2 separate regions of the Mus musculus genome follow, and region 1 is linked to region 2. The links are chromatin loops, found by intact Hi-C in ENCODE. Cell type or tissue: gastrocnemius. All regions are shown on one strand. Links, peaks and the distances in the headings refer to the core of each region. The heading gives the core; the rest is flanking DNA. Region 1 holds the start of Gm39747 (a long non-coding RNA gene). Region 2 has its middle 8.4 kb from the start of G0s2.

Region 1 (5,383 bases), core at 330-5,329, 220 kb before region 2:
AAAGCTGGGATAGCAAACACAAATCAGTAGTGGTGACACTACCTAGCAGAGACAGCCAGGCCTCAGCCTAGGCAGGAATCAGCAGGAGGGACCAGGAGGGACACCAGGAGAAGTTCTCAGCTATGCCTCTCTCAGAGAAGCGAAGATCAGTGAAGAAGAGAGACCAAAAGCTTTGTACAGCCCTATAAACAACCCTAGCTCCACCTCCATCCCTGTCCAGTAAGTCCTATTTATTCTCTCTCCAAACATCATGTGTCCTTTATGTGCCGTGCCTCAGCAAGTGTCTTCTTGTTCAGCATGGGTCTCAGCTAACATCACTCTGCCCATCAGCCCAAGTCCCAGGAAACAGAAAGAAACTGTAGCATACCACCAGAAGTTTTATGGTGCTTGTTTCTCTGTAGAGTCCTGACAAATGCAGCTTAACTACACAGTGTAAGGGGGACCAATGCATGTGTGTTGTTAGCAAAAAATCCTTCATCACATGTCCTTTCACATGCTTGCTTTAAAAGAACATCCTTTCGACCTGTGTCTGCTTCAGCTAAATATTCCTTCACACGTTCGCCCCAGCAAAACACCATCCAACCGACTTTCCAAAGAACCCTTAGGTTTCCCCTTCAGGAAAAATAACTTTTAATATAGCAATACTTCTCCATGTCTTCCCAATAATTTTTCCTAGCATAGAATTTCTCTTTGCTTACATATTTAGTTTTTGCTATAGATTAAAAGCACGGTATAATACTCTGTATTTTTATTTATTTAAGTACTTTTTTATACAATATTTTTTTTACCATAATCACTCTTCTCCAACTCTTCCCATATCCTCTCTGCTTCCCTACTTACCCAATGTCATGTCCTTGTTCTGTGTCTCTCAAAAGAAAGAAAGAAAGAAAGAAAGAAAGAGAGAGAGAGAGAGAGAGAGAGAGAGGAAGGAAGGAAGAAAGAAAGAAAGAAAGAAAGAAAGAAAGAAAGAAAGAAAGAAAGAAAGAGGAAAAAAGGAAGAAAGAAAGAAAATCAAAACAAAAGAAAAAGAAGAAGAAGAAGAAGAAGAAGAAGAAGAAGAAGAAGAAGAAGAAGAAGAAGAAGAAGAAGAAGAAGAAGAAGAAGAAGACCAAAATAGGCAAAAAAGGGAACACAAACAAACAAAACCATGGAGCTCATTTTGTGTTGGCAAGTTGCTATCCTGGGCCTGGGTCCTGCCCTGGAGTGTGCTTTCTATACCACACTTTGCTCTCCTAATATATAAGTCAATGCCTTTCATTTCTGGGGAAGACAACCTATTACAGGTTTGCAGAGTATCTCTTAAGAACTCAGAAACCTAGGTTACAACAATCACAGAGTAGCAATTTACACTGCTTTATGTTCTGAATATATGTAATCTCCCCTATAAGGTCGGGATTTGAATGTTGGGTACCCAGACAGGGGTACTTTGATGGGGGAGGGGTTGTCCTGGAAACCCGAGAGAGAGGAAACAAGCTGGAGAAAGTAAGAAAATGACCCCTAAAGTTGTATACCCTACCCACCTCTCTTTCTCCCCCTTCCCTCCCTTCCCTCTCTCCCTCCCACTCCTTCCTAGTTGGCCATATAGCTCTTCTCTACCACACATTCCAACAGCCACGGTGCCCTGTTCAAGTGCATGGGGCCAGTTATCCATGTACTGACCTCTTAGAAACAAAACAAACCTCCCTTCTTTCAAGCTGTATGTGTCAAGCATTTTCGTCACAGTAATATGGAAATGAAAACATAGTTGTGCGATTTCAGAATCTTAAGTTACATGCTAAGTGGAATTGAATTGTGAGCCTCTTCAGCAAAGTTTATTTTCAATAGCTGTGGTAAGTTTTCACCTCATGAAAATCCTCGTTAAATTTAGGAAACACTGCAAAATCTTATTTTAAAAATGGCACTTGGGGGCTAGGGGCACTTCAGGAGTAGAATGAGTGTGAGTTCAAATCTTCAGAGCCTACAAAACAGGTACAGTAGCACCTGTCTATAATGTCAGTGACAGGGAGTGCAGATGGGGGACTCCCTGGACATTTGATATGGGGTAGCCTGGCATATGCAGAGGCTAAAAACAAGAGAATCTGTCTCAGAAAAAGTGAAGGTCAAGATTGATACCAGAGGTTGTCCTATAATCTCAATATACACTCTGGCATATGTACTATTGCATCCATACACAGGAGCACAGGCACACGCACACACACATGCAAACACACACATGCATGCATGCACACACACATGCACACACAAGCACACTATTTTGAAAAAAATAATAAAAGCCATTTGTTAGTGATTACTCAAGTAATTCATTTTCTCAAAAAATTACATGTGTGCATATATGGTTTAGCTTTTAATAGAAAAGTGATAAACAAAGCAACTGGTACAACTATTATATTGCCTGCTACTTTTACCATGGTCTGCCTACTAAATCCTTGAAAAATACATTTTAATGTGTATGTGTGTGTATGTAGTGTGTGTGTGTGTGTGTGTGTGTATGTGTGTATGTAGTGTATGTGTGTGTGTATGTGTGTATGTAGTGTGTGTGTGTGTGTGTGTGTGTGTGTGCATGTGTGTAGGGTAAGTACAGTGCCTATGGATAGCCTGTATCTCATTGAAAGAAAAGAGAAATCCAAGAATAAGGTTTATTGAAATTTAAAATATGATGTTGAAACAAATCAGTCCTTAGAAGGGATAGAAGTGGTGCCAACATTCTGGGAAACAGTTTGGCAGTTTTATAAAAAGTTAAACACTCCACCTACCATATAATCTTGTCATTCTTTGTCTAGACATTTTGCCAAGAAGAAAGCATATGCCCATGCAGAGACTTGTAGGGAAGTATTCAGAGCTGCTTTAGATATTGTCCTGAATGGCAAGCAATCCACGTGCCCACCGAGTGACTGGCTAAGAAACAAGGGAACGCAGTGGAAGCATTGGACAGAGGGACTTCTGGTCCAACCAGCATGATGCGCCTCAGGAAAACTGTGCTAAGAGAAACAAGACAGGCAGGAAAACAAGGAACTCCATAATTCCACTTAAGATGAGCTAATATACAAACCACAGAATCCATGGTGAAAGGGAGTCATCTGTGGTCACCTTAGGGGAAGGAATAAGCAGGATTAGGGTACAGGGTACAAGTTACTAAAGGACAAACATGTTTGGGGAAATGAAAGGTGTGTGGAATAGCTTGGATGAGAATGGTCCGTGCAGGCTCACATAGTTCAATGCTGGGTTTTCAATTGGTAGAATTGTTTAGGAAAGATTAGGAGGCATGGCTTTGTTGAATTACGTGTGGCCTTGTTGGAGGAAGTATGTCACTGGGCAGTGGGCTTTAAGGTTTCAAAACCCCATGCCAGCCAGGTTCAGTCTCCCCTCTCCCTCTCCCTCTCCCTCTCCCTCTCCCTCTCTCTTCTCTGCCCGAGGATCAAAAGCTAAACCCCTCAGCCCTCTACTTATCTGCCCATTGCCATGCTTCCTGCCATGGAGATTATGGGCTAACACTGAAAATTTAAGTAAGCCCCCAAATAAATGCTTTCTTTTGAGAGAGTTGCCTTGGTGATGGTGTCCCTTCCCAACACTGAGTAACTAAGACAGAAATTGGTATCAGGAGTGGGGGTTGCTGTGACAGACCTGACCATATGGTTTGAAGAAGATTGTGGAAGGACTTTGGAACATTAAGCTGGTAAAGTCATTGAGTGTTGCAAGCTCAATAAGATGTTCTGTAGGAGCTTGGAGATAAGAATGTTGAGAGCAGTGCAGACAATGGAGGCTTGGCTTGTGAAACTGCAAAGGGAAACAAAGACCTTATTGGGCCATTTGTAGGAAAAGTCTGTGGTGTCTGGTCAGCTAGAACGGAAGATTCAGTTGTTGTTAACAAGAGACAAGAACCACTAAGTAAAACCTTTGCTCTGGGGGGTCAATGGATGCTGGTCAGCTGGCACTGAAGAATCAACTGTGATTAAGAAGAGACCAGCATTACTGAGGAGAAGTTTTCTGGGAAGTGTTTCTTCTGAGTCAACACACAGAAGCTGTGTTCCCGAAGTGGCCAAGGCTGTACTTCCTGTTAGCAACCAAAGGTGGTAGTGTAAGAGTCGCCCTGGTAGTAATGGTTTTGACGTCATAAAGGGGTCCTGAAGAGCAGCTGAGGCTTGGCCTTGTGTGGCAGGGCTGGAGTCCCTGAAGAGAGCCCAGGGGAAACTATTGGTGAGAGTACAACCCAGTTAAAGCAAGACACAGCAGAATTTTGATGATGTCAATATCATGGTATGACCACCAACCACAGAAATGGCGGAGTGGAGCTAACCAGAGCATAGAAGACAAGCTGTATGTGCTGAAGAGGTCAGAGCTTAGAAGTGACCTGAGCCCTTTACTTCTGAGTGCAGAGATTATTAGTTGATCTTGGACATTGGACATTGGGTTGTTTACAAAGTTGGAGTTTGGTTCTGCTTTGCTTTAATTTTGACTGTGCTCAGGTTCTTTTCTCTTGAAATAAGAAAGGATTTAATAGACTTTCGATTTTATAGGAGCCCACAGATGAGAGTTGAGATTTTAAAAGAGACAGAATTTTAAAGTGTTTCAATTTGTGAGACATGTGGGGCTTTTTAAGTTTGAAAATATTTTATATTGTGAGGTAAATATTAATGTGTGATCTTAGGGATGAACAAGAAAGAAAAGATTGTGGAGTAAAAGTGATGTGATGTGTTGTGTGTCAAGTTGACAAGGGGGTCAGGTGTGGTTTTATGCCAATATGGCACAACCCTGAGAGGAAGGAACCTCAATTTTGAAAATGCCTCCATAAGATCTATTTGTAGGCAAGCCTATAGGGCATTTTCTTAATTGGTAATTGATGGAGGAAGACTTCTTGATGTGGGGCCATCTCTTGACTGACAGTCCCGGGTTCTATAAGAAGAATACAAAAATAAAAAAAGATTAGCAGGTTAAGCAAGCCATGAGGAACAAGCCAGTAAGCAGCACCCCTCCATGGCTTCTGCATCAGTTCCTGCCTCCAGGTTCCTGCTCTGTTACAGTTCCTGTTCTGACTTCCTTCAGTGATGGACAGTGATATAATAGGGTAAACCAGATAAACCATTTTCTCATGGAGTTGCTTGGGTCATAGTATCTCTTCATACTAATAGTAACCCCAAGACAATGTGTTATGTTTGTATGGTTGGTTTATGGAACTTTATTTTTGTAGTGTTATTGTTGTTTTGGTTTATTGAGACAAAGTTTTGTAGAAACCACATCTTATAGACAGCACTAGAGAAATCAAAATTGTTAAACTCATAGACTCTTCTCTTCAGTAGAAGGAATGCAGTACCCATTTTCCATCCAGAAGGCTGTGAATGGAATTGTTAATACCTGCTAATCTTTTCTATTCTGTAAAGACACCCCT
Region 2 (5,383 bases), core at 125-5,124:
TTCACAGTAGTGCAGCATGTGACCCAGGGCCTACCAACACTAGATCCAGAAATAACAACATCTTGTTTTCTCTGCAAAGCTGAGCCAACTCAAAATATTATAAAATGAGCAATTTGAAGATTGCAGAGAGAGGAGACACGCATGAAATGCCGGTTCAATGACAAGAATGGGACTGTTCGCATTCCCACATGACAAGCCACTTCCTGTCCGTATCCTCTAGTGTCCAAACAGTTATGAAACAGGCCCTGGAAAAGCTCACATTGGTGAACTATTGTTCTCCTATTCCTGCCAGCCAAGAATTATTTACACGTTGTAGCTGACTCTCTTACCCCACCAGCAGATGCAGTGTCCATGAGCTCTGGGGACACCCAGTCTCTTCCTGTGAAGTCTGGGTGATTTTGATCCTCAGTAAGGAAATTGGGGTCCAGTCACCCCTCTGCTACAGGCACAGACGTGGCCTTCAGTAAGGCACTTCCCTGTCTTGGCTCCCATTGCCTCACTTGGCAAATGGGACTAATTAAATTAGATTACCTTTATGGTTTGTTCCCAAGCAGAAATTGGATTCAGGCAGCTTTAGCTGTACCAAAATGAGCAGGAAAGAAGAGGCAAGATTTGATTTCATTTTGTTTTTACATCATGCTAAAGAGAGAAAGGCGATTCCTTTAAATTCTCGACAAGCAAGCAGAAGAGAGATTGCTCCATCTCTCCTTACCTCTCCCACAATGTTTATAGCTTTGGGTCACATATCTCATAGAGAAATATGTCACTGAAGACAGAAACCCCCCCATATATATATGCTATATACTGCACACATACCAAAATTCAATGTACCTACCCCCCATCACATAGACTAATATAGAACACATACATCATATACTATTCACACCACACACAACATAAGCATACACACACACACAATACACCACACACACACACACACACACACACACACACACACACACACACACACTAGTTATAAAGTGCATCAGATTCTGTTACATTCTTGTTGAGAGAAAAGCCCTTTTAAAAAGCCAACCGCTGTGAAACAATGTTGCCCTGTCTAGATGTTTTCTGAAGCACTTAGCTATTTTGAACCTCCACCCTCAAGTTATTAGAGCAGTAACTGAAGCCCTTTGCACTGGCTGGCAAGTGATAGCCGGTGAGTCTGGGCAACTGTGAGTTGAGAATGGCATTTCCTTTTCGTGCTAAGGTTTCTCTAACTCCCTGATGTGAAAGGAGTACCTTGGGTTGCCCTCTGAGCAGGCTGCTTGAAACCTCAGGTCAGTGTCCTGAGCAGATGCTGGGCTGGAATTTAAGGAGAAATGGTAGCACAGAGAGAGCTTTGAGAGACTCCAACCTCCAGGGACCATGGAACCCCACTTCACATAGCTCTTATCTCAGACCACTGGCATGGAGGCCTGGCTGACTGGCTGCAATGGGATGCCCACAGCCCTTTCAACAAGTCTTCAGAGAAGATGGAGTTTAGTGATTATTATGTCTGTCATCAGTTCAGAACCGCGTATGCCCTGCTAGCTTTGTGTGCCTCCAGAAGAACTTGAGAATGCTGTGACTTCCCACAGCCTTAGCAACTTTTTATTCCAACTAACGGTCTACTGCCAAATGATCGGCTGCTCTTGGTGCCAGCACCAGACCCTTGTTCCATCTGCCTTTTATGTCATCCCTCCCGCAGCCCAGAACTCCCTCAGCATTTTTTATTTTTACAGCTTTTTTTTTTTTTGACCAGCAATTGAAATTGACATAGAAGTTGGTTTCTTTTCAGACCTGTTAGCCCTACTGTGTATAGTGTATAGTCCTGAGTGGTGATAGTGTCACATACAACATACAATTTCATAAAGTCTTACCTTGAGGCTTCAGATAAGTGCGGCTCCTTTTTATTGGCTGCCTATCTCTGGTTGCTTCTCTTCTCTCTCTCTCCTCCTCTCTATCCTTCTGTCTCATCTCTTTTCCTCTGTGGTTTCTCACTCTTTGGGGAGGGGCAGGATTTCCTGCTCACAAGTTGGTTGGTTTCTGGGAGGAGCCAAAAGACCTGATTCAAGACTGAAACCAGCTGGTCTGCCACCTGATACAATGTATGTGAAACCTAGGACTAGGAAGATGCCTTTTCTGAGGACCCAGCCTGCAGCAGGGAGACGCCTGCCAGGGGTAGCCAATCCAGCCATAACCATTGGGCTCCCCAAAGGACAGGGGGACCCCGCGGCAGTCTGGTGTGGAGATGTTTAAAGTGGTCCTGGTTGCCCTGGAAACTTTCCCATTACTATTGTTAGCTCTACACTCAGTGGAAACAGACCGAGCAGACAAGCCATGTTCCACCCAAGCAGGTGCTCTCTTTAGTCTTGGCTTTGCCTCAGAGGAAGTTACTGAAACAAGAACCATATTTGGACAGATTTTTCTTCCCCACAAGGAGAGACTCTAATAACCTGATACTTTCTGTAGGCCTGTGTGCCTACCCACACTTTAGGTGTGTTTAAAATAATCAAGATGACCACAGCAGCTAGCAAATAGAGTGGATAAAGAGGGAGACCCAGAAGAGCAGGGGTTCCATTTTCAGAGACAAATAACCCCAATCCAGTTCATCCCAGGTCTGGAGTAGAGGATGAAAGACAGTATACACACACACACACACACACACACACACACATGCATACACATGCAGACTCACACACACTCATGCAGACACACATATACAGACACACATATATAAATGCACACACACAACCACATAATGCATGCACAGACATACACACATGCACACACATGCAGACACACATGTACAGATATACATACATGCACATACACACATGCACACATCATGCAGACACACATATATAGGCACACATATATACATGTACACACATCAATACATAATGTGCGCATACACATGTACACATACAGAAACATACACACACATATATATGCACACATACAGATACATACATGCACACACACATATATACATGTACACGCACATATACATGCACACACACAGACACACACATGCACACACACATATACACATGCACACACACAGAAACACACACATATACACATGTACACACACAGAAACACACACATATATACATGCACACACACAGACACACATATGCACACACACAGAAACACACATATTATGCACACACATGCACACACACATGCGCACACACATGTTCATTTTCTTTCTATTAATTTATTCACATATTCAGCAGATATTTGAATAGCATCTGCTTGGTTCCAGCATTAAGCCATGTTAGGATCAGTTCTTTTCTGGGAGGTGAGTTTGTATAGTCACACAATGAGCATGGAGCTTGTCAGCATGGCAGCACACACTGGATGCTGAGCTGTGTGGGGTCCTGACTTCACTGAGAGGATGGAAACTTTGCCATTTACTTTCTCCAGAGAATTCTGCATTCTATTGAGTTCTACCTTCCTGTCTGTCTAAAGCACTCTGAAAACTCCTAAACAGGTATTGGATACTTTCCATCTGAGTATCTTTTATTAAATTCTCTTATTAATGTTTGAGCCAATTAAGAGAACATGGGTTGTGTGAGGCAGACAAGCCCTCCTTTAATTTAGTTGTTGGTTCTACTCCAGTATAGTTTTGGAAAGTTTCATAAGGCCTATTTTTATTTTTATGTAACTGTTCCTAATTTCTTTAGGGCTGCTTTCTGGTTTACTAATCATGGTTGCTCATTTCTGGGGAACTCTCTGAAGAAATGGGTGACTTGCATGGAAGGTCAGGTAAAGCCACATGAGAGACAGAAACACAAAAGGAGGGTGGGCTTCTGTGAAAAAAAAAATCACCTCAGTTGTGGATTGCCTGGTGCTGTTTGTATTTTCATGTTAATTCTGCTACTCAGGTACTTCATGTGAACCTTCTCCCCATTTAAACTGGCCAAACAAAGACTAGAACCTGTGATTAGGTAGTGGGAGGGGAATGTGGGGCTGAAGGTGTTAGAGATGGGGAAGAGAGGAAGGAGGGGAGAAGAGGAAGAGACAGGAGAGGAGGTGGAAGTAAGATGGACAGAACCACGTGGCCCAGAGAAGCTGCAAGCAGCAAGGGATCTCATAGCTGGGGAATAGAGTAGCACAGCAGTAAGTCTGTCCAGTCTAGGCATGCAGCTTATAAATATTGTAACTGAGTTGTGTATTCTTTGCACAGGCTTATTGGGGGTAGAGATTTACTGCAACACACATCCTCAAGTCAGAAGTGTGTGCTCACTTTTCCTCAGGCTAACTAAACTGTTAGCCAGGCACAGTTGCACACCCATAATTCCAGTGCACAGGGAGGAGGAGTGCAGGCAGAGTCTGGAGGTTACATAGCAAAACGGTGTCTTTAAACAAGGAAAAGGGGCTAACTATTGACTCTGAGGTTTCACTCTCCTAACAATTCTGAAGTTCCACTTCTTTTTCTACGCTCTCTCTCTTTTTTTTTCATTCATTCTTTTTTTCTTTGAGATGAGGTCCCATGTAGCTCAGGCTAGCCATAGACTCACCAAGTTATAGATACTGACCTTGAACTCTTGAGCCACCTGCTTCCACTTCCAAATCACCATGATTCAGTTCTTTTTAAATGTATAATAATTTATTGATTTTTAGTACATCAAAAGTTCTATAGCATTGGCTCTCAATCTTCTTAATGCTGTGACCCTTTCATACAGTTCCTCATGTTGTAGTGACCTCAGCCATAAAACTGCTTCATTGCTACTTCACAACTATAATTTTGCTACTGTTATGAATCATAATGTAAATATCTGATATGCAACCCCCAAAGGGGTCAGAAACTGTAGGTTGAGAACCACCATGCTATAGGATGGCCATTGATACTCTGTTTCAAAATTTTTCCTTTACCAAAATGAGGGCAAGAATCAGATAGATGCAAAATTTCCACAGGAGGCAAGATCTCTATGTAGAAGACAGAACCTGGCTCGAGAGGCACAGACAGAGCATGTGCCTGTGAGTAGTGTTGGTGTCTTGGCTTCCATTTCTGAGCAAAATGTAGGAAAAGACCCTGATTTAGTACCTTGGAATACAGATGAGCACAGCCTTCCACACGAGGATGAAGCAGCTTCCCATAGCTCAGCGTGACCAGCAATCCATCCCTCCCTGTGTTGGCCACCAGTGAAGATAGACCACGTCCTTGAGGATCAATTTGGATCAGATTGGTTATTTATTAGTCCTTATCTCCACCCATTCCTATCAAACACTCTTACATATCAGGCAGTGGAAGGGAAAGGTGGGGCTGAATGTGTTAGAGATGGGGAGAGAGAAGAAGGAGGGGAGAAGAGGAAGAGACAGGAGAGGAGGTGGAAGGAAGATGGACAGAACCACGTGGCCCGGAGAAGCTGCAAGCAGTAAGGGATCTCAT

What was found. Hi-C counts contacts between places; a loop is a spot of excess contacts. Peaks named below come from ENCODE experiments on the same cell type or tissue, not always from the same donor. Only the 100,000 strongest peaks of a DNase experiment are listed, where the experiment ranks them.
Region 1: a loop joins it to region 2, with 5 times the contacts of the local background. A loop is called at or near these places in 1 of 42 quality-filtered maps.

What each region holds. Positions count from the first base shown.
Region 1 is chr1:193,045,038-193,050,420 of GRCm38, forward strand. All of the region lies in intron 3 of Gm31406 (a long non-coding RNA gene), which reads right to left. Gm39747 (a long non-coding RNA gene) reads left to right here and starts at 3,978. Exons shown (of 3, transcript XR_865901.3): 1 at 3,978-4,329. In gastrocnemius, for the core only: no CTCF peak of the experiment used is centred there; no DNase peak of the experiment used is centred there.
Region 2 is chr1:193,262,086-193,267,468 of GRCm38, forward strand. It overlaps a transcript of Hsd11b1 not described here. Among named protein-coding and RNA genes, the nearest start is that of G0s2, 8.4 kb to the right of the region's middle. In gastrocnemius, for the core only: no CTCF peak of the experiment used is centred there; DNase peaks (open chromatin) are centred at 416, 1,357, 1,623 and 2,150; H3K27ac peaks cover 1,898 bases.